Regions from separate parts of the Homo sapiens genome. Here all the other regions are linked to region 1. A link is an interaction called in ENCODE POLR2A ChIA-PET data of the cell type or tissue named here. Cell type or tissue: OCI-LY7. All regions are shown on one strand. Region 1 has its middle 87 kb from the start of MSH6. Region 2 has its middle 71 kb from the start of KCNK12. Region 3 overlaps CALM2 (calmodulin 2).

The links. Peaks named below come from ENCODE experiments on the same cell type or tissue, not always from the same donor. Only the 100,000 strongest peaks of a DNase experiment are listed, where the experiment ranks them.
Region 2: POLR2A ChIA-PET joins it to region 1 with 10 read pairs; 5 of 35 experiments call an interaction of 5 or more read pairs at or near these places.
Region 3: POLR2A ChIA-PET joins it to region 1 with 39 read pairs; 2 of 35 experiments call an interaction of 5 or more read pairs at or near these places.

Annotation. Positions count from the first base shown.
Region 1 is chr2:47,692,142-47,700,141 of GRCh38, reverse strand. It overlaps a transcript of MSH2 not described here. Among named protein-coding and RNA genes, the nearest start is that of MSH6, 87 kb to the left of the region's middle. RefSeq lists enhancers at 1,255-1,799, 2,889-3,432, 3,433-3,977, 5,067-5,610 and a silencer at 4,596-4,645. In OCI-LY7, a CTCF peak has its summit at 5,255; DNase peaks (open chromatin) are centred at 121, 1,467, 2,951, 4,721 and 3 weaker places; H3K4me3 peaks cover 6,335 bases; H3K27ac peaks cover 8,000 bases.
Region 2 is chr2:47,637,913-47,645,912 of GRCh38, reverse strand. It overlaps a transcript of MSH2 not described here. Among named protein-coding and RNA genes, the nearest start is that of KCNK12, 71 kb to the right of the region's middle. In OCI-LY7, no CTCF peak of the experiment used is centred here; DNase peaks (open chromatin) are centred at 521, 2,592 and 4,578; H3K4me3 peaks cover 434 bases; H3K27ac peaks cover 1,008 bases.
Region 3 is chr2:47,156,811-47,164,810 of GRCh38, reverse strand. CALM2 (calmodulin 2) reads left to right here. Exons shown (of 6, transcript NM_001743.6): 3 at 2,149-2,292; 4 at 2,419-2,525; 5 at 2,953-3,088; 6 at 4,007-4,727. The coding sequence ends at 4,035. Among named protein-coding and RNA genes, the nearest start is that of STPG4, 5.5 kb to the right of the region's middle. In OCI-LY7, no CTCF peak of the experiment used is centred here; no DNase peak of the experiment used is centred here; H3K27ac peaks cover 588 bases.

The DNA of each region.
Region 1 (8,000 bases):
AAACTTTTGCAAACATTCTTTCCTTTAGCCGCTATAAAGGCTTCACTCTCTTTAATTCTCTTTGAACTAGCCTTACCATTTTGCTGGTTCCTTCATTAATGAGTTAACTAAACATGTGACATGTGCTCATTTTTTTATTTGCATGAGATTCATGTTTTTTTAACTTTTTGAGAAGTATACTTTCTCAGTAAGGTTGGCAAGGTTTACTCTGTCAAGTAAAAACAGAAAATTTATACCATCTACTATCTCCATAAAAGTAAATATATTTAATACAAAAAATGAAGGCTATAATGGGAGGTAAAGGACAATATTTAAATGGGTAGTGTAGGAGACCAGAATGTGCCACCCCAAAATATGCCTCTTTGGCATAAAGGCTATTTTGAGCTGATTATTTTGAGAAACAGCAGACACAGGAGAAGCTCTAAAAACAGAGTAGAAGTTACCCTTTTGTAAGGGAAATTTACATCTATAAAGAAAATCTCCATTTGTAAGGGTGTCTCCCTCTCTGCACCAGGAAGAGAAGGGTAACTAAATCATAGGAAACTCTTTTCAATGGAGAAGGCACCAAATTAAATCTGCATGATAAACTTTAATTTTGTTTACCATGCTTTTCCTGGTCATATCCTTATAACCAGCATCCCCCATACTTTTTTCCTTTGATTTTTAGCTGAAGATGCAATATAAGCCTGAATTCTAAGCTACCTCTTGGAGAGTTACACATTTTCTCTGGGCTATTTCCCATGTATAGGAAGGAAATTAAAATATCTCACCCCAAGATATACTTCTTTGACATGTTTTGAGATGGCTGTTCAGAGGGCCTGCAAACAGAAGCAGCCCTGCAAAGCTGTCTTTTGTGCGGAAGATTTGCATCTGTAGAGAAAATCTGCGTTAATGCAGCCATTTTTCTCTGCATTTTCTCTTTCCTCTAAAGCCTTCCCTTCTCTGAATCTAGGAAAGATTAACTGAGAGTCTTGTAACCACCCAGTGGGTTCACCTTGTTCACTGCCTAGACAGAGCGAATTTATCAAGACAGCGGAATTGCAATGGTGAAAGAGTAATTCATGCACAGCCGTCTGTGTGGAAGACTGGAGTTTTATTATTACTCAAATCAGTCTCCCTGAGCATTCAGGGATCAGCGTTTTTAAGGATTATTTGGCAGGTATGGGCTCAGGAAGTAGGGAGTGTTGATTGGTCGGATTGAAGATAAAATTACAGGGGGTTGAAGTGAGTTCTTGCTGACTTCTGTTCCTGGATGGGATCACAGGACTGGTTGAGCCAGATTAGCAGTCTGAGTGGTGTCATCTGCTGCATTGGAATGCAGGGTCTGCAAAATATCTCAAACACTGATCTTAGGTTTTGCAACAGTGATCTTATTCCCAGAAGCAATTTGGGGAGGTTGAGACTCTTCCAGCCAGAGACTGCATGGCTCCTAAATCATAATTTCTAATCTTGTGGCTAATTATGTCAGGCCTCTGAGCCCAAGCCAAGCCATCATATCCCCTGAGACCTGCACGTACACATCCAGATGGCCGGTTCCTGCCTTAACTGATGACATTCCACCACAAAAGAAGTGAAAATGGCCTGCTCCTGCCTTAACTGATGACATTGTCTTGTGAAATTCCTTCTCCTGGCTCATCCTGGCTCAAAAGCCCCCCCACTGAGTACCTTGTGACCCCCACTCCAGCCCGCCAGAGAACAACCCCCCTTTTTCCTTTACCTACCCAAATCCTATAAAACGGCCCCACCCCATCTCCCTTCGCTGACTGTCTTTTCGGACTCAGCCCGCCTGCACCCAGGTAATTAAAAGCATTATTGCTCACACAAAGCCTGTTTAGTGGTCTCTTCACACGGACGTGCATGAAAGTTAGTCCTACAAAGACAGACTGGTCTCCACGCAAGCAAGGGTTTTTTTCCAGAAAGTGCTATTGTCAATTTTGTTGGTTCAGAGTTTAAACTATAAACTAAATTCCTTCCCAAGACTAGCTCAGCCTACACCCAGGAATGAACAGACAGCTTAGAGGCTAGAAGCAATGTGGAATCAGTGAGGTCTGACCTTTTTCACTGTCATAATTTCCTCAGTTATGATTTTTGCAAAGGCAGTTTTGTAATGCCTAACCTTGTTTTTACTAACCCTGTTTTTAGACTCTCCCTTTCCTTTAATCACCTAGCCTTGTTTCCACCTGAATTGACTCTCCCTTAGCTAAGAGAGCCAGGCAGACTCCATCTTGGCTCTTTCACTGGCAGCCCCTTCCTCAAGGACTTAACCTGTGCAAGCTGACTCCCAGCACATCCAAGAATGCAATGAACTGATAAGATGCTGTGGTGAGCTATATCCGCAGTTCCCAGGAATTCGTCCCATTAATAACGCCCGATTAATAACGCCCAAAGCCCCGCGTCTATCACCTTGTAATAGTCTTAAAGCCCCTGCACCTGGAACTGTTTACTTTCCTGTAACCATTTATCCTTTTAACTTTTTTGCCTACTTTACTTCTGTAAAATTGTTTTAACTAGACCCCCCCCTCCCCTTCTAAACCAAAGTATAAAAGAAAATTTAGCTCCTTCTTTGGGGTCTAAAGAACTTTGAGCGTTAGCCGTCTCTTGGCCGCTGGCTAAATAAACAGACTCTTAATTCGTCTACAAGTGTGGCGTTTTCTCTAACTCGCTCAAGTACAACAGTTTCAGTCTGACACCTTTAAAAGTCTGAAAGTGTAACCACCTGATGGGTTCGTCCTGCCCACTGCACAGGCAAAACCAATTCACTGAGACCACAGCATTGCAATAAAGAAAGAGTTTAATAGATACAAGGCTGGCCACGCCACGTGGAAGACTGAATTATTACTCAAATCAATCTCCCTGAAAAATTCAGAGGTTAGGGTTTTTAAGGATAGTTTGGCAGGCCAGGGAGCCTATTTCTGGGTGGGGCCACATGACCAGGTGGCAGAGATCAGCAGGTCTCAGTGGAGCCATTGGTTCATCGTTAGTCAGAAATGCAAAAACCTGAAAAGATATCTCAAAAGACCAATCTTGGCTGTGCGCAGTGGCCCATACCTGTAATCCCAGCACTTTGGGAGGCCAAGGTGGGAGGATCACCTGAGGTCAGGAATTCGAGACCAGCCTGACCAAAATACTAAAATTAGTATTAGCCTACTAAAAATACAAAATTAGCCGGGCATGGTGGCACATGCCTGTAATCCCAGCTACTTGGGAGGCTGAGGCAGGAAAATGACTTGAACCTGGAAGGCGGAGGTTGTGGTGAGCCGAGATCGCACCATTGCACTCCAGCCTGGGCAACATGAGCGAAACTCTGTCTCAAAAACAAAAACAAAACAACAACAAAAGACCAATCTTAGGTTCTATTAGGTTGGTGCAAAATAATTGCAGTTTTTGCGATTAAAAGTAATAGTGATGTTATCTGCAGGAGTAACTGGGAGAGTTGCAAATCTTATGACCTCCAGCATAATGGCTGGTAATTGTTTATGTTTACACCTTAGAATTCAGCCTGCTCACATCCTCCTAACCTGGTAGTCTCTCATTAGCTTTACAAAGGTGATTTAGTTTTGGGTAAGGGTTATTATCATTTAAACTATAAACTAAATGTCTCCCAAAGTTAGGTTGGTCTAAGTCCAGGAATGATTAAGGGCAGTTTGAAGGTTAGAGGCAAGATGGGGTTGGTTAGGTCAGATCTCTTTCACTGTCATAATCTTCTCACTGTTAGAATTTTTGCAAAGGTGGTTTCAAAAGAAACATTTATCATCTATTCTGAGGACTGCTACCTGTGAGGTTTCATCTGCATAACAAGACCACCTTTGCTAGTCAGGCCTCCTCCCCCTCCCAGAACCTGTTTTGCCACAACCAAAGCCCCCATTCTTTCTGGAACCTCAAGATGACATACAAGCTTCAGAACCCCATTGCATGGTAGGGATAATCACTCTGTGGTTCTCTCCCATATGCACGCTAATAAATTTGTATTCCTTTTCGCCAATAAATCTGCTATTGTTAGTTGATTTTTCAGCAAACCTTCAGAGGGTAAAGGGCAAGTTTTACCTTGGCCCCTGCAGTTTTGGCGCTGTGAGTAGGATACCAAAGCTCTGCTCTTCTGGAAGCTGCAGTCATGGGAACTCGGGACCCGATGAGAGAGAAGAAAGGAAGAAACCGGTCAGGCAGGCAGAGTGGATCCTTAGTTGAATTCTTTCAAACAAAAGAACGGCCTAAAAAAATCATGCTGGAGGCTGGGCACAGTGGCTCACGCCTGTAATCCCAACACTTTGGGAGGCACAGGCGGGCGGATCACGAGGTCAGGAGATCCAGACCATCCTGGCTAACATGGCGAAACCCCATCTCTACTAAAAAATACAAAAAAAAAAAAAATTAGCTGGGCGTGGTGGTGGGTGCCTGTAGTCCCAGCTACTTGGGAGATTGAGGCAGGAGAATGGTGTGAACCCAGGAGGCGGAGTTTGCGGTGAGCCGAGACCACGCCACTGCACTCCAGCCTGGGCGACAGAGTGAGACTCTGTCTCAAAAAAAAAAAAAAAAAAAAAAATCATGCTGCATGCTGCAGGCACAGATAAGGGAACTCATACAGAGGGGCTTCCCTAAGACATGCCCACTGCCGCATAGATAAGAAAGGCTACACAGGTGACTTGCCCTTGCAGACATGCCTGCAATGCAAAATTCCGTCCCCTGACACATGCGCAGTAAGGGGAATAAAGCAATCTGGAGTAACTCAAGCTAAGGGCCCAGGTGCACATTAGGATGATGGAGTGGAGCTACCAAAAATTCACATCTTATGCAAATGAGATGCCTAGCCCTCATAGGTTTCTTATAAAACCCTTTGCATTCAAGTGTGAAAAGGGCAACCCTCTTCTGGGCCCCCTCTCTCCTTGGCTTTTGAGGGTACCAGGGAGTAAGCTGTAGTGTGAGAAAGAACTTGACCTTTGTGTGTGTGATGGCTGGCTAGTTGCTGATGAAAGCTGCAGTTTTAGAGGTGGCCGATAACAGTTTCAATGAATGGTTATTACTGCAGGGGGCTACTTTCTTCTTTGCACGTTTACTTAAGAAAGGCATGGTTTGAACACTTAGAGGCTGTAAGAGCACTCACCACCAACGGACAAGATTCCCATGGGAGGTGGGCTGGTCACAAAGTGGGCTGATTGGCAGTGGGTCACCCACCAGCTTCGGGGGAATATCTTTGTAGTGAGGTGCACTGTGGAAGTGTTGTGCAGCCTCCTGTGGTATTTTCCTCTTTTTAGGGTCTTGGGTTTCAGTGTAAAAGTGGAATCTTTGATTTTTTTTTTCTTTTCTTTTTTTTTTTTTTTGAGACAGAGTATCACTCTGTTGCCCAGGCTGGAGTGCAGTGGGGAGATGTCAGCTCACTGCAACCTCCGCCCCCTGGGTTTAAGCGATTCTCCTGCCTCAGCCTCCCGAGTAGCTAGGATTACAGGCTCCTGCCACTGCGCCCGACTAATTGTTGTATTGTTAGTAGAGACAGGGTTTCACCATCTTGGCCAGGCTGGTCTTGAACTCCTGACCTCGTGATCCACCCACCTCGGCCTCCCAAAGTGTGGGATTACAGGCGTGAGCCACCGCGCCCGTCCGGAATTGATTTTTAAAGATCTAGATGTTCTGTTTTCCCGCTGTGCCTGCCTTTCATATATTATTACTGGGCCCTAAAAACTGCAAATGCTCTGTTGGCCCTCTTCCCTCTTTTTTTTTTTGACATGGAGTCTCGCTCTGTTGCCCAGGCTTGGACTCCTGGGCTCAAGCGATCCACCCATCTTGGCCTCCCAAAGTTCTGGAATTACAGGTGTGAGCCACCACTCCTGGTCGATCTGTCTTGTGGTTGCCCAACACCACACTTCTGTCTGTAAGTTCCCCAATAAAATCACCTCTATGATGACAAGCTGGACTTGTCTCCCTTCTTCTTCAGTTTCCTGGCTCCTTCTGCTTATCAGGGTCACTTTGTATATATGACCCTTTCACAAGACACCAGTTAATGTGACTTTAGCAGTCTTTTGGTTTATATTTAATTTTTTTTTTAGACCAAGTCTTGCTCTGTCACCCAGACTGGAGTGCAGTGCTCACTGCAACCTTCACCTTCTGGGTTCAAGGAATTCTCCTGCCTCAGCCTCCAGAGTAGCTGGGATTACAGGGGTGCACCGCCACGCCCAGCTAATTTTTTGTATTTTTAGTAGACACAGGGTTTCACCATGTTGGCCAGGCTGGTCTCAAATTCCTAACCTCAGGTGATCCATCCGCCTCAGCCTTCCAAAGTGTTGGGATTACAGGCGTGAGCCACTGCGCCTGGCCAAGGACTAGTTTAATATTGTTGGTTTAATAAAAAAAAGAACTATGTCTTTTGACTTATCAGCAAACTATACATGTATTTAACTTCAAAGTTCTTGCTTTTTTGATACTTGCCTAACATATAAAAATAGTTAATAAAAAATTTAACTTGAGATAATGACTAGATTTGTTTCATGTCTCATACAATTTTTCAAACACAATTGTTAAGAATAAATAAATGTCAATGAGATAAAAGTTTACAAATGGACTTTCTTTTTTTGAGACAAGGTCTTGCTTTGTTGCCCAGGCTGGAGTGCAGTGGTATGAACATACCTTACTGCAGCCTCAACCTCCGGGGCTCAAGCAATCCTCCTGCCTTAGCTTCCCAATGTGTTGGGATTATAGGCATGAACCACCTTGCCTGGCCTACAATGAACTTTTAATAATAGTTATGTTTTATAATGTGTTTTCTTAAAAAGGTTTCTCAGAGGCAAGCGTGGTGGCATACGCCTGTAGTTTCAGCTACTCAAGAGGCTGAGGTGGGAGGATCATTTGATTCCAGGAGTTTTAGTCCAGCTTAGACAGCAAAGTGAGACCCCTGTCTCCTATACAGAGAGAGAAAGAAAGAGTTAAAAAAAAGTTTCTAAAATCTTTTTGGTAACTCTATACCCTTAGAGTTTTGCTGAGACAAATTAAATAATACATATTTTTAGCTGGGCTTGGTGGTGCATGCCTGTAGTCCCAGCTACTTGGAAGGCTGAGGTGGGAGGATCAATTGAACCTGGGAGGTCAAGGCTGCAGTGAACTGTGATGACATCACTGCACTCAGCCTGGGCAACAGAGTGAGACCCTGTCTCAAAAAGATAAAAAAATTAGGGTCAGGTGTGGTGGCTCACGCCTGTAATCCCAGCACTTTGGGAGGCTGAGGTTGGTGGATTAACTGAGATAAAGATTTCGAGACCAGCCCAGCCAATATGGCAAAACCCCATCTCTACTAAAAATACACAAATTAGCTGGGCTTGGTGTTGGGCACCTGTAATCCCAGCTGCTAGGGAGGCTGAGGCAGGAGAATCAATTGAACCCGGGAGGCAGAGGTTGCAGCGAGCTGAGATCACACCACTGTACTCCAGCCTGGGCGACAGAGCAAGACTCCATCTCAAAAAAAAAAAAAAAACCAAGGAAAAAAAAACAACAGATATCCAGCCATGGGCAACATGACAAAACCCCCTCTCTACAGAAAATGAGCCAGGCATGGTGCCACATGCCTATAGTCCCAGCTACTCAGGAGGCTGAGATGGGAGGATCACCTGAGCCCAGAAGGCTGAGGCAGCAGTGAGCTGAGATTGCACCACTGCACTCTAGTCTGAGTGACAGAGAGAGAGAGACTCAGTCTCAATACATAAATAAATACATAAATAAAAAGAAATTTAAGAAATAAAAGGAATGATAGATAAAATGGAATGCATATAAAAAGCTAAAAGAAAGAGAATGAAAAAAATTATAAGAGGTTCTAAAAGGTTTATGGAACTCTTATTGTGTATGGTCAAACTGATTGAATTTGGGTGAATTTGTTATAAGGTTTTGTTAAAATTAGCTTTGCCATTAATAATACACTGATGCAAAGGTAGAATTTTGAAAAAGATTTTCATCTAGTATTAATAAGGGGTAATAATAGATTTTTGTTTACTTTTAAGTATACTGAAAAAAATGAGGGGAGA
Region 2 (8,000 bases), 54 kb after region 1:
GAGATAGAGTTTCACCATGTTGGCCAGGCTGGTCTCGAACTCCTGATCTCAAGTGATCTGCCCGCCTCAGCCTCCCAAAGTGCTGGGATTACAGGCATGAGCTACCTCACCCAGCTCAAGCCCTTTTTATAATCAACATTAATCCATTCATGAGAAACCCTCGTGACCTAAACACATCCCCCTTAGGCCTTATCTCTCAACACTGCTCCATTGGGGATTAAGTTTCCAACATATGACTTTTGGGAGACACATTCAAACCAGAGCATTTCTGCAGGCCTTTACAAAGCCAGTAGGTCCAGTGCATGGTGCCCATAAAAAGGCACAGTGACACCTGAGGCAGGTTTTCCAAAGCCATCCAGGGTAGAGGGGGAGGCACCTGGCCATGGGAACTTCCATGTTGCCACAAAAGCCCTTGGGAGTCATCCTGACATGCTGCAGTGGTGAGCATGTAGTGCTGGGCTCAGCATGGCAGATACCCACCTGCCACCTGGGCACTAAATATAGCCCATAACAAACCCTTCTTTGCCTGGAACCTGCAGAGTTGGCTTATTTGGCTGGAACTGCTACAGAGAGAAGCTCTGTTAAAACGAATTGAGAACTGGCTTCTCCCCATAATTCTAGGATGCTGAGATTCATAATTAGACAATGGATCTTTCCTGCCAGCAACACAACATTGCTGGCCTTAGTCACTGATGAATCCTCCAGGTTGGTTGCTTCAGGTGTTGAGGAGAGGCTGGTGTAGGTGTCCAGAGAATACTCGCATTTTCCAGTGTCCCAACAAAGTAGGATTTTTCTCCCCAGTGTTCTGTTCCTTAGTTATGGACTGACTGTGTCCTCCCACTGGGATACATATGTTGAAGCCCTAACCCCCAGGGTGACTGTAATTGGAGATAGGGCCTCTAAGGAAGTAATTAAGGTTAAATGAGGTTCTAAAGATGGGGCTGTGATCTGATAGGATTCGTGTCCTTATGAGACCAGAGTTCACTCTGTCTCCTCACTTGCACAAGAAAGAGGCTATATGAGAGCACAACATGATGGTGGCTGCCTACAAGCGAAGAGGAGAGGCCTCATCATAATAAATACTACCTTGTTGGCACCTTGGTCTTGGACTTCTAGCCTCCATAACTGTGAGAAGTAAATTTCTGTTGCTTAAGCCACCAGACTGTGGTATTTTGTTATGAGCTGACAAATATACTTAGCACCTTGCTTCTCTGGTCTTTGAACCAGCATTACCAAGCCCAACTCCGGGCTTACCCAACCACAGTCTGCATTGCAACAAGATGCCCAGATGATTCAGAAGCACTGCTTATGAAAAGGTGTTGGGCTCCTGGGAGGGTCTGATTGGGCTAGCAGTCATTTACTCTTCAATGTGAATCGGAGCCTAAGCGGAGGTGCTGAACACTTCAGGCTGGGAAAAGAGAACACTGTAGAACTAAAAATAGCTGGCCTTTCTGCTTTGCTAAAGAGGAGTCTTGCATGACTCGACTTATGGGTAGTCCAGGGCTCTGAACTCAGTTGGTCTAGCTGTGTATATGTGGTGATGGGGAAGTCCTTTAATGTCCTTCAGTTGATACAGGGATATGATTTGTCCCAAAGGAAGGGTAGTGATGCATCCTGCATTGTTGAAGAACTGATAACAGATTTAGACTTCTCTACTTTTCATATCCACATGCCTTGGGTGACTGTTGGCTTTGGAGAATTTAATTCCATTTACCAACTCTAATCAACTGGTAATGGCCACTTGGAATGCTGCGCTGAGAAAGAGTCTAAGGCCTCCACTGGTATCAGTGAAAAATAGGACCTTGATGAATTAGCAATATTGGCCAAGAGCATGGGATGAGGGTAGGGGGACTACCTGGTATCTGTTAATTCCACTCTGAGGCAAAAGGCACTTAGAATTGGTACGTGAAATAATTAACCAAGTAATTAGGTCTGATTCTGCCTTCTATTATTGTTTATTTATTTGCCATTTTTTGTCATCTATTTATACAAATAACATTCCCTGACTTTACTCATAAAGGAAAAATAAGCAAAAATAACTAGAAAAAATTGTGGAAAAGAAGAGTAAGTAGAGGGAATTAGCCCAACCAGAGAGTACCATAATTCACTGATTCTGTTTCCTGTTTGTTGTTGTTGTTGTTGTTTTTACAATTACACATCTCTGAAATCGAGGTGTGTCTTACATCCCTGTCATCGAGGTGACAGTCATGACGCAGTTGTCCTCACCTGTCCATATACACAGCACTAGCCAAGATTGTTGGAAGCTTGGAAGAAGGCCTGGAGGCAATAGTAGGGCACTCTTTTAAAAAATGCTGTACCATCAAACGAGCACTCTTGAAGGCACAGAGAACAATGTTGTTTGGAAAAACAAGAACATCAATGGTCAGAATCAAAATAAGATTCAGAAGAGATAAGCTCTGAATATGAGGAAATTTTAGGACTACCGTCAATTTCAATTTTGCTTATCTTTTTAGGTTTTTGTTTTTTGTTTTTAGCAGAGCCTTGCTCTGTCACCCAGGCTGGAGTGCAGTGGTGCAATCTCAGCTCGTTGTAACCTCCACCTCCCACACTCAAGCGGTCCTCATGCCTCAACCTCAGCTGGGATTGCAGGTGCGCACCACCAGCCGGGCTAATTTTTCTATTTTCAGTAGATTACAGCTGGGATTACAGGTGTGAGTCACCGTGTCCAGCTTCATTTTTCTTACATGTTTAAATGTATGTCCAAGTATCATATATGATCAACTTCTATGTCTACATAAGTCTAAAGCTTATGTAAGTCTTATAGAAGTTTAAGTCGATAGGTTTATATACAGTTATTCAAAGAAGATGCATTGGTAGAGACAGGAGTCCTGCTGTGTGTTCAAGGAACAGAAGGAAGACCGGAGTGCCCAGCAAGAGTGGATTCATGGAAGAGGATAAAGATCCAAGAGTTAGCTGGGGACCATGTCAGGTAGGCTTTTGGGGCTTCTGTGGGACTTTGGGAACCACTACAGGTTTTGCACAGAAGAGGACATGATCAGACTTACATTTTAAGAGCATCGCTCTGGCTGATGAGAGGAGAGTGGACCTGGGGTCAGGGGGTGAAACCAGGGATGCCATGGAAAGATGGATTAGGAGCTATTTCCATAGCCCGGGGAGAGACAGATGATGGGACGGGGAGCTGGTTCAACTCTGGGTCTATTTGAGAATGGAGCTGACAGGACTTAATAGGCGTGGATGTCGCAAAGAAGAGAGGAGTCGGCTGGGTGCAGTGGCTCACGCCTGTAATCCCAACATTTTGGAAGCCTAAGACTGGCTGATCACCTGAGGTCAGGAGTTCTAGACCAGCCTGGCCAACGTGGCGAAACCCCGTCTGTACTAAAAATACAAAAATTAGCCAGGCATGGTGGCAGGTGCCTGTAATCCCAGCTACTCGGGAGGCTGAGGCAGGAGAACTGCTTGAACCTGGGAAGTGGAGGTTGCAGTGAGCCGAGACTACGCCATTGCCCTCCAGCCTGGGTGACAAGAGTGAAACTCCGTCTCAAAAAAAAAAAAAAGAGAGAGAGAGAGGAGTCATCAAAGACATGGAGTTCTGACTCGAGCTATAGAGAGAACGGAGCTACTGTTTCCCGAGAATGTTGTGGTGGCAGCAGGTTCTGGGGAGCAGCAGGAGTTTGGGTTAGGAAGTGCTATTTTCAAAATGCAGATTAAGCTTCCAAGTGGAGCCCCTGAGAGGACACTGGCTCCATGAGTCTGTAGTTCAGGAGAGGGTGCCAGGCTAGAGATACAAATGCCACATTAGTTTCAGCCCAAGCTGATATGGAAGCCCTGAAGCCGATGAAATCAGCGTGGGACAGAGAAGGAAAATGTGTCTTGATAGAACAGGAGGGGACGCTGCGACAAAGAGGAGGGGAGGGGAAGGCAGGAGGGGCCAGAAAAGGAGGCTGAGAAGGAGTGGCCAGAGACATAGGGGAGATAAAGTGAGAGATCCATGGACCAGAACAGAAATCCCAGAAATAGGCCCAAATGCAGAAGTTATAGGAATGTAACGTGCACGAAAGGCAGCATTTCAAACCAGGAAGGAAAGAGAAATTATTCAATATATGGGGTTGCCCTCTGCGAAAAAAATGAAGTTGGATTAGTATACGTTTCAAATGTGTCCAGTATCTAAATGTATAAATAAACAAAATTTAAAAGCACATACTAGAAGAAACCATAAGGAAATGAATTTTAGTAATCTTTTGTTGGTGTAAAACAACCTAGAAAGCTATAAAACAGTGGTACATGTGATTATATAACAAAGACTATCTGCATGGCAAACTATCTTCAAAAAAGTCAATAGATAAGTGACCAATTGGGAAAAATATTTATGACTCATATAGGGCTAAGTGCCATCACATTTAGAGGTTCTAAATCAACAATGATCACGATAATAACAAGAATAAAAGAACAATAAGCCAATAAAAACATGGGTAAAGATTGTGCACCAACCACTCAAGGAAAGAGAAATACAACCAGCTTTAAGTCTCTGAAAAGATGCTCGAACTCACTCACAGTAAGAGAAATGCAAATTAAAGCTACACAAGAAAGCAGCTTTCACCAACAGATTTTTTTTTTTTAAAGAAGGGAAACCACTCAGGCTGCATCTTCTCTGTCTTACTCTGCTGGAGGGAAATGAACGCCCATCAATGCCAAATAATGTGTGTGTGCACACATTATACATAATAATTATGTGTTATAATGTATAATTATACATTATACATTATAAATGTGTGTGTGCACATGTGTGTTCCCCAGCTCTGTCCCCTAAGAACACCTGGAAACAGTGACACCCTAATAGCAGTGAGCACATCTAGGGACCAGGTCTTGGTTTTTGAATACCATTTTTCATAAAAGGAATGAGAGCTCCTTGGAGAAATGGCTGATTCCAGGGCTGGATCAAGACAAGTATAAGGTGAGCCCAGAACCTTTCTTTAAGATTATGATGATGTTTTGAAGCTATTACTAGTTCATTCAGTTCTTCACCAGTATTAAAATTATTTTTCCCAGCACTTTGGGAAGCTGAGGTGGGAGGATCGCTTGAGTCCAGGAGTTTGAGACCAGCCTGGGCAACACAGCAAGAACCCCATCTCTTTAAAAAATATAAAATAAATAAAATACACTGTTTTTTAAAAATAACAACACTTAACCATAAACTTAGTGTTTACTATGTGTTAGGCACTTTTTGACATTATTTTGATTAATCCTTACAATAACTTTAAGAAGTAGATTATCCTACCTTATATGTAAGAAAACTGAGGCTTACCAGTAACTTGACCTAGTGTAGTTGACCCATCTTGGGTTCCCCACCTGCCTCACGCTGATTTCCCTTTCCTGGCTGTGTACCCCATCCTCCGGCGCCCCTGGCAGCCTGCCCTGTACCATGTAACTGTACCCTGTAGCCTTAGCTGGTTGGCCAATGAAGGAATTTTTTTTTTTTTTTTTTTGAGGCAGAGTTTTGTTCTTGTTGCTCAGGCTGGAGTGCAGTAGCAAAATCTCAGCTCACTGCAACCTCCACCTTTCAGGTTCAAGTGATTCTCCTGCCTCAGCCCCCCAAGTAGTTGGGATTACAGGCACCCGCCACCATGCCCGACTAATTTTTGTATTTTTATTAGAGATGGGGTTTCACCATGTTGGCCAGGCTGGTCTCGAACTCCTGACCTCAGGTGATCCACCCGCTTTGGCCTCCCAAAGTGCTGGGATTACAGGTGTGAGCCACTGTGCCTGGCCCGACCAAGGAATTTGATACTTGAACCAAGCTGGGTCAAACAGTCTTGAGACAGATGAAAATGTAAGACTTAAAATTAGAGGCCAGGCACAGTGGCTCAACGCCTGTAATCCCAGCACTTTGGGAGGCTGAAGCGGGTGGATCACCTGAGGTCAGGAGTTCGAGACCAGCCTGACCAACATGGTGAAACCCCGTCTCTACTAAAAATACAAAATTAGCCGGGCGTGGTGGCAGGCACCTGTAATCCCAGCTACTCAGGAGGCTGAGGCAGGAGAATTGCTTGAACCCAGGAGGTGAAGGTTGTGGTGAGCCGAGATTGTTCCATTGCACTTCAGCCTCGGCAACAAGAGCGAATCTCTGTCTCAAAAAAAAAAAAAAAAAAAAAAAAGACTTTAAAGAATGAGAGAGAGACACAGAAATCATTAAGGTTGAGAAAGGTTAGTAGCAACACTCTGGAAAAAAGGCTCCTACTGCTGAGTCATGGTTGTCAACCCTTCCATGTGATCTGTAATAGTTAGTTTTATGTGTTAACTTGACTGGTCTATGATATAGCTGGTAAAACATTATTTCTGGGTGTGTCTGTGAGAGTGTTTCCAGAAGAGATTAGCATTTGAATTGGTAGACTGACTAAGGAAGATCGTCCTTGCCAGTGCAGGTGGGCACAATCAAATCTGCTGAGGGCCTGAATGGAATAAAAAAGCAGGGGAAGTGTATATTTTCTTGCTGTCTGAGCCGAGACATCCAGGTTTTCCCGCTCTTGGATATCTGTGCTCCTGGTTCTTGGACTTTCTGACTCAGACCAGATCTTATATCCTACCCATCCCCTTCACCTCCCCCCTCCCACTCCCTAGTTCTCCAGCTTTGGGGTTTGGACTGGAATTGCACCACTGCTGTTCCTGGGCCTCCAGCTTACAGATGGCAGATTGTGAGATTTCTCAGCCTTCATAATTGTGTGTGCCAATCCCTCCTGGTAAATCTCTCTCTTTCTTTCTCTCTCTCTCTCTCTCTCTCTCTCTGTATATATATATATATATATATATATATATATATCCATCCTACGGATTCTGTTTTTCTGAAGAACTCTAATACATTCTAATAAATTCACCCTTTTTGGCTTAAGTTCGCCAGAATCCATTTCTATTGTTAGTAACCAAAGTAGCCTTAATGAATAAGCAAGAATCATACATGGTAGAGATGGGATTTGAACTTTGGACTCCAAAGCCTTGTTCTTTTCCAGTATACTACACCATTCACTCCTGGGAACCATTTATTCACACTAACAAGTATACATATCCAATATCCACAGCTCTCTATTCTAACAAAGTTTTTAATGGGATAATTCCAGCCCCAAATCAGTGTGGTCATCTTGTTGGGAGAGATCATATGAAGAATCCACTGGGAGAGTGAGCCCTGTGGTGACACAGAGAGGCCCAGCCATCCCAGTGTACCAGGTGAGATGTTCCTGCCATGATGGCAGACATGTGAGTGAAGCCATCTTGAATGTTTCTGCCCCAGGTGCCATCTCACTGTGAACACCTGACAGGCAAGATCAGCAGAAGAACCATCCCGCTAAGCCCCAGGCAACTCACAGAATTACAAGAAATAAGATGGTTGTTGTTTTTAACCACTAAGTTTTGGGATGGTTTGTTTTGCAGCAAAAGATAACTAAAATTGATGGCTTCTTTGGAAAGATGGCATGTGAGATGAGAACTAAAAGACTGAGGGGAGGGGGCGCTGGGGGACGGCAAATCAAGGCAGAGGTGTCAGGAAGGAGCTCGGTACATTTGAAGAGCTGAAAAGGCCAGTGTGGCTCCCGTGTAGAGCAGTGGGGAGGGTGGTACCAGATGAGGGAAGAGAGATTATGCAGGACCCTGTGCATCTCAGAAGGAGCCTGGACTTTATCTAACTGCAACAGACACCATTGAATGAATTTTTGTTTTTACATTTTTTGTAGAGACGAAGTCTCACTATGTTGCCCAGGCTGGTCTTGAGCTCCTAGACTCAAATGATCCTCCCATCTCAGCCTTCCTAAGTGCTGGATTACAGATATGAGCCACCGTGCCCAGCCCATTGAAGGGTTTTAAGCAGGGGAATGACATGGTCAGATGTTGAGTTTTCAGGTGTCTCTCTGGCTGTTGGATGGGAGGATGGCAGGTAACATGGAAGCAAGAAGAGTAGTTAGAGGGCATTTGTAATAGTCCCCATGAGAGATGATGGCAGCTTCAATGAGGGTGGTGGATATGAAGGTGGAGAG
Region 3 (8,000 bases), 540 kb after region 1:
ATGTGTCACATAAATTTTCAAATGTATGGCTATGTTGGGAAAGCTTAATGGCCCAATGAACTTGGAAACTTTTTGTATTCATTTGCTGATAGGGTCTAATATTTTCTGGGAAATGACTTACTTGGAAAATACTAGCTTTATTATTTACTGATTGGTATAACTTTGCAGTATCAAAGTTAGTCTGTTTTAGTTTCTTTCTTTCTTTTTTTTTTTTTGAGACAAGTCTCACTCTGTTGCCCAAGCTGGAGTGCAGTGGTGTGATCTCGGCTCACTGCAACCTCCGCCTCTCGGGTTCAAGCAGTTCTGCTGCTGCAGCCTCCCCAGTAGCTGGGACTACAGGCGCACGCCGCCACACCCAGCTTGTGTGTGTGTTTGTGTTTTAATAGAGACGGGGGACTACAGGCCCACGCTGCCACACCCAGCGTGTGTGTGTGTGTGTGTGTGTGTGTGTGTGTGTGTGTGTTTTAGTAGAGACGGGGGACTACAGGCACACGCCGCCACACCCAGCTTGTGTGTGTGTGTGTTTTAGTAGAGACGGGGTTTCTTTTCTTTTTCTTCTTTTTTTTTTTTTTTGAGACGGAGTCTCGCTCTGTCGCCCAGGCTGGAGTGCAGTGGCGCAATATCAGCTCACTGCAAGCTCTGCCTCCCAGGTTCACGCCATTCTCCTGCCTCAGCCTCCCGAGTAGCTGGGACTATAGGCGCCCGCCACCACGCCCGGCTAATTTTTTTGTATTTTTAGTAGAGATGGGGTTTCACCGTGTTAGCCAGGATGGTCTCGATCTCCTGACCTCATGATCCACCCGCCTCAGCCTCCCAAAGTGCTGGGATTACAGGCTTGAGCCACCGCGCCCGGCCTGAGACGGGGTTTCACCCTGTTGTTCAGGCTGGTCTGGAACTCACCCTGAGCTCAGGCAGTCTGCCCACCTTGGCCTCCCAAAGTGCTAGGATTACAGGTGTGAGCCACTGCACCTGGCTTGTTTTAGTTTATCTGTAAATGGTGAATGAAGCCAGGTAGTCTGGAGTGTTGCACCAGCAGGAGGTTTCCATGTAATCTAGTGATGTATTAGAAGGAACATATAGCCGGGCACAGTGGCTCATGCCCTGTAATCCCAGCACTTTGGGAGGCAGAGACAGGCGGATCACCTGAGGTTGGGAGTTCGAGGCCAGCCTGACCAACGTGGAGAAACCCCATCTCTACTAAAAATAGAAAATTAGCTGGGCGTGGTGGTGCATGCCTGTAATTCCAGCTACTCGGGAGGCTGAGGCAGGAGAATTGCTTGATCCTGGGAGGAGGAGGTTGCGGTGGGCTGAGATTGCACCATTGCACTCCAGCCTGGACAACAAGAGCGAAAGTCCATCTCAAAAAAAAAAACAACAGCAGGAAGGAACATACTATCACAACAAGATGTTGAGGAATAATCAGTTTCACTATATAAGGTTGGGGTTTTAATATTCCAAAGAAAGCTCAAAATGATCTTTGTTCTCAGTGACATGCATTTAGCTAAAACTGGACATTTATATCTTGATCAGCCCATTGTTATAGACTCTTTATATAGTCCCTTCTCCTGCCTTACTAGAAAGGGAAAGTAGCCTGTTTTAATTTAGTAGGTGATTGATTTAGACATAGTGGCTAACTCTAAACACAGTATACAGAAACAGTTTAATTACTCTGTAGAAATACGTATTTGGGTACCAGTAGTCTTATTTTTGTTTTGTGAGTGTAGGTTAGGTCTGTAATTTTGAATTATGTTCCACAGAGCAGCTTCAGTGACAGAGGAGCCAGTCATTTGGGGATTTGGTTCTTTTCCTCTGTAAACCTAGGATAATTTTACTTAGGTCAGCATGAAAGTACAGTGGTATGATTGGTCAAAGATATATTTGAAATATTATCATAAGGTATCATAAAGATTGGTTAATCTTTAGGAGTCAAAGTCACATTTCAATTGCTACCTCCATTGGTATTTTTCCGTTAAAAGTTTTTGGGTTTTTCTGAGACGTGGGGTCTTACAGTTTGGCCAGGCTGAAGTGCAGTGGCTGTTCACTGGCACGATCCCACCACTGAGTAGGCTTTAAGAGTTAATACGTTTCATTTAGGTTACATTTTATTATTAATCTGTGTATTTGGATTGTGGTCTTTCTTTCAAACAGAATTCAAAGAAGCTTTTTCACTATTTGACAAAGATGGTGATGGAACTATAACAACAAAGGAATTGGGAACTGTAATGAGATCTCTTGGGCAGAATCCCACAGAAGCAGAGTTACAGGACATGATTAATGAAGTAGATGCTGATGGTAAGTCTTCAATTTTGTGGGGCTGGGAGGGGTTGAAGAAGTGATACTTAGATGTTTCCACTAAACCTTTGCTGTTTGCTTATATGTTTCCACTAAAGCTTTGATGTTTCCACTAAACCATTTCAGGTAATGGCACAATTGACTTCCCTGAATTTCTGACAATGATGGCAAGAAAAATGAAAGACACAGACAGTGAAGAAGAAATTAGAGAAGCATTCCGTGTGTTTGATAAGGTACGTCAAGGACTGGATATGTTAAATTTTGAGGATGAAATGAAGATACCAGGACTCATTATGAAGACTTGTGTTTTTTTGGTTGTTTTTTTTTTTTTTTTTTTTTTTTTTTTTGATGATTTACCAACATATTTTAATTACCAAGCAAAAGCTTTTTAAGAATTCAGTATAGACTTTCTAATATATGTATTGCGTTCATCTTGTCAAAGGAGGTGTCACTTGACTTTGGGACTAGGAAATAATGATTTCAATGTAGGACATTTTGCTTGGCTCTTAATGACATTTGTAGGTCAACTGTGTAGATTTGTATGCATTTCTAAAGTATGTTTTTCCCCCAATGTGAAATTTAGTAGTAAACTTAATAAATTTCCATTCCAACTCTCAAGTCTGTAATTTGACTCAGAAACTATACTAAATTTTTTGCTAGGATGGCAATGGCTATATTAGTGCTGCAGAACTTCGCCATGTGATGACAAACCTTGGAGAGAAGTTAACAGATGAAGAAGTTGATGAAATGATCAGGGAAGCAGATATTGATGGTGATGGTCAAGTAAACTATGAAGGTAAATGTTTCAGTCTCACGCCTCATTCTTCACTTTGATTTTTAAGATAAGAGGCTCTTTGTTAGGGAACTGATCGAAATTAGTGACCCTTCCCCTGAAATTAGGTTGCTAAAACAGTTACTTACATTTAACCTTCTTAAAATTCAGAGTGTTGTCTGCAGACTAGGTAACATTGCTCTGACTTGAGAACTTAATTTAGAAATATTTACTATCAGGTTCTATCCCTACACCTGGAATCAGCATTTTAATAGGATTCTTGGGTGATTCATGTATAAAGTTTGAGAAGCACTGTTCAGTGTTTGTGTGATTGTGGAACAATGTGGAAAGCAAACTTATTCCAAGTTTCCTAAAATGAAATTAATGTGACTTTCTTTCCCCGCACTGTATTGTCTTTTTTCTTTAATTGGCTTTAGTCTGAAACTGAAGTTTACATGTGCTTCAAAAGTATCGTATCTACTAACTTTTAAGATGGCCATATCAGGAAGCAAGGCATATGAAACTGAAGGATTTTGAGTAAAACTCTGTATTTTTTTCATGATGTAACTACTTAACTTAGAAAAGAGCATAAAATGTAATGTTATAAAAATTAAACCTAGCCCATAGCATTGAATTTACAATATTGTCTTGTAATCCAGCAGACTTAAAATTCAAGTCTAAACTAAGAGCCAAGAATGCTCTTTTTTATATTGGCCTATCTAAAGCGTTAATTTGGCTCTTACTAATAAACCTGAATAGTTATGGTTAATGAAGTTCCAGCCTGGGCAATAAACTAGCTTCCCTCTGTACTTAATGGTAATTCTGAGGAAAGAGAGGAATGGAAAGAGTACTCAGTAATTGAGTAAATGTGATTTTTTTTTTTTTTTTTTTTTTTTGGTCTTTTGCTATTGACTCATTTTTTGTGTACTTCTTCTTTTTCAGAGTTTGTACAAATGATGACAGCAAAGTGAAGACCTTGTACAGAATGTGTTAAATTTCTTGTACAAAATTGTTTATTTGCCTTTTCTTTGTTTGTAACTTATCTGTAAAAGGTTTCTCCCTACTGTCAAAAAAATATGCATGTATAGTAATTAGGACTTCATTCCTCCATGTTTTCTTCCCTTATCTTACTGTCATTGTCCTAAAACCTTATTTTAGAAAATTGATCAAGTAACATGTTGCATGTGGCTTACTCTGGATATATCTAAGCCCTTCTGCACATCTAAACTTAGATGGAGTTGGTCAAATGAGGGAACATCTGGGTTATGCCTTTTTTAAAGTAGTTTTCTTTAGGAACTGTCAGCATGTTGTTGTTGAAGTGTGGAGTTGTAACTCTGCGTGGACTATGGACAGTCAACAATATGTACTTAAAAGTTGCACTATTGCAAAACGGGTGTATTATCCAGGTACTCGTACACTATTTTTTTGTACTGCTGGTCCTGTACCAGAAACATTTTCTTTTATTGTTACTTGCTTTTTAAACTTTGTTTAGCCACTTAAAATCTGCTTATGGCACAATTTGCCTCAAAATCCATTCCAAGTTGTATATTTGTTTTCCAATAAAAAAATTACAATTTACCCAATGGTTGCTCTGCATCTGAGTCATTTAACTGTTGAAGTCTAATAATTTTGAAAATAAAATATGGCATTGGTTTCTGCTTGGTATAGTCTAGATAATTTTTTCTCGTGTGGGGAAGCATATGGAGATGGGTGGCAGAAATAGTGAAGGTGGGAAAGGAAGGAGAAAAGGATTGGAAAAGTGAGAAAAGAGGGAGAGAAGCACAGAAAATAAGAGGAACAAAATAAGGGGTGTAACTAAGGAGAGATTGAAGAGGAAGGCCGAAAAGATGGGGATCTATGGGGGCTGGCTTAGTGTAGTCACCTTTTGGGGGCCACCATCATGCGTGCCCACAACATTCCTCCACCACCATGTGTGTCGTACTGTGCTACTGTGTTAGATCCAGGATACCTGTGAGTTGCCTCTGCCCACAGAACAAGATGGTGGCAGTCATGGGAAAAGAGGGGCAAGTTTTTTGTTTTGTTTCTTTATCCAGATTGTATTTGACAACTTCAAAAGGCCCCAATGAAAGACTCAAAAACTTAAGTGTACCTAGTATGGGAATTGGCATAAAGTAGGTATTTACTGTTTCCTACCTTTATAGTTTTCAACTTTGGCATTTGTCCATGTTGACTTAAGCTGTGCAGTGATGTTTTAAATGTTTGCATGTTCAAAAAAAAACCAAATCTAGTTGGGGTGAGCATCCTTATAGTTTTACTTCTATTAACTAATATTTTATTCATTGTGCTTTTTAATTCTATAAGATGAGAATTTTCAGCTTGCCCATCTGCAACATTTTGCAAAAAAAGATGTCTTTAGGAGTAAATTGGCAATGACTACACCTTGTTTTAGTTTTTGCTGGCTTCTATCATTGCTTTCTCTATAATTTGAGCTACTCCAAAGGTGGTTATCAGGGTTTTTATTTTTTTAAAGTACCTTTTAAATGCTTAATGAAAGATTCCATAGCAAACCAGAGCCAAGATTAAAACATTGAGTGTAATTGTTACCTGGTTATTATAGCTACAAGGTCTTTAATTTCCCAGGGGTAATTCATTATTTGGCAGGTTACTGCCCCATTGACTATCTTAATACTACTATTAGTATGTTTTAGAGCAAGGGAAGTTACAGGCATTGATAGTTCTAATGGTATCACATACTCGGGTAATCAGTTAAATAGGAAGATTTTAGATGTGCACTCTACTCCCCTTAATTGGATGTAGTAAATTTTGTCGAAAGGAAATCCAAACAAGGTTTGTTTTTTGTAAAGACAGGGACTCATGTTGCCCAGGTTGGTCTTGAACTCCTGGGCTCAAGTGATCCCCTCACCTCATCCTCCCAAAGTGTTGGGATTATGAGTGGGGCTTTTTTAAAAGTTAAGTGAAATAATGAAAGTAAGGCCCTTAACATTGTCCTTGGCATTTGCATTAAGTGTTCCATTAATTGTGCTATTAAACCAGTTATGACCCTGAAAAATGAGGGACTTAGGCAGTCAATTTGTGTTTTTCCAGCGTCAACAATGAGGTTTATATAAATTGATATCAAGGTATAATTAACAAGGACAACAAAGGTAGGAGAAACATTTTTTGGGCTCTTCTATGTCATAATTGGTCATTTCTATTGTTGAAATCTTTACAAAAGTCACGAAGTCTTGGCATTTTGATTTTACAGGAAACGAGTAGAATGATTGTATAATTTAACTGTGGTCATAATGAGCTGGGTTCAAATCTGTTCCAATGCTTCCTACAACATAATCCTATTGGAACCCAGGACTGTGATATCACCTTCAAGTTGTGTTTTTGTTTTTGTTTTTGTTTTTTTTAGATGGACTCTAGCACTGTTGTCTGGGCTGGAGTGCAGTGGCGCAATCTCGGCTCACTGCAGCTTCTGCCTCCCAGGTTCAAGCAATTCTGCGTCAGCCTCCCGAGTAGCTGGGATTACAGGCGCCCGCCACCACGCCCAGTTAATTTTTTGTATTTTTAGAAGAGACAGGGTTTTACTATGTTGGCCAGGCTGGTCTCAAACTCCTGACCTTGTGATCCGCCCACCTCGGCCTCCCAAAGTACTGAGATTACAGGTGTGAGCCACCTCGCCCAGCCCCACCTTCAAGTCTTAACCATACTATTAGTGTTATATTAATAGGATTTTGGTAATTGTACCAACCATAATACTGTCTGGCATGTTTGCTCTCAGATGATTCTCCCAATAAACAACTATTGCAGTTAAATATCACCCTTGGTGTAACGTATTTTCCTAAAATTTTTAGAAGACGGCAACAATTTTAAAGATCTGATATGTAACAGAGGCACTGTTGAGCTCAATTATAGATATGTATTCTCAAGAGAAATGCCTCTCCCCCTTTTTGAAACTTACAATAATCTGGAAATAAATCTCAGTGATACTATATAAGATAATGTTTTCTTAAAGGAACACTATGTTTATCCTACGTGCTTAATCTGCTTTGTGGATAGTCCTTGAAATCATTGACCCATGCTGTTTCTATTTTTGAGATACTTAAACTATTTTCTCATCTAGATGTTCCCATCTCTAATGTCACACCTTGTATGGGTTTCTGGACTTCTCTGTACCTTTCATATTCTTTTAGTCTCGAGGGTACCAGTCCCTAGTCTGCTGAGCCAGTTTTACAGGCTCAGCCAAAATAAGAAAATGAAATGAGGCACAGGGAATGGACTTGATTAATCTCTTAACATTTGTGAGAACTTTGGTATTGCCTCTTCACTTTCTAATTTCAGTTGTTCATTTTAAACCTAGTGCCTGTTTTTTTTTTCAAGGCTATGTTAAATGAATTTAGAATCCCAGTATTTTAAGAAACTAGATGAAGTCCTCTAGTCTCTTGCTCCTCAAAAAGTCACCTACAGAATCACCCAGGAGCTTGTTGGAAATGCAGAATCTTAGGTCCTGCCCCAGAATTGGAATCAATCTGTTTTTTTAACAAGATCATCAGATATTTTGTATGCATATCAATTTTTGAAAAGCACTGCTGTAATCTAGTCTTGGATTTACTTAGAGGGGAAAACTAGTCAGTGGTTTATTCAACAAATATTTTAGTCCTTGTGTTCAAAGGGGTCAATTAAAAACCGTGTTTTGGGTGTTTAAAATTAGAGGAGAAACGATTTGTCATAAAATGAATCTTCCAACAATGATAGGCACAGGGTCCTTTGGGACTTAGTGGATTAGGCTTAGAGGTCTACTCAGAGGAGCTGACCCTTGAGATTTTCCAGGTGGTCAAAGAAAAGAATAGCATTTCATGCAGAAGAGCTAGCATATGTGGAGACAAATAGAAATGTGAAGATGGCATGTTTGGGGTTTTTGCAAGCATGATACAGCAGAGCATGCCATCCTAATAAGAGAAGTGGCCGG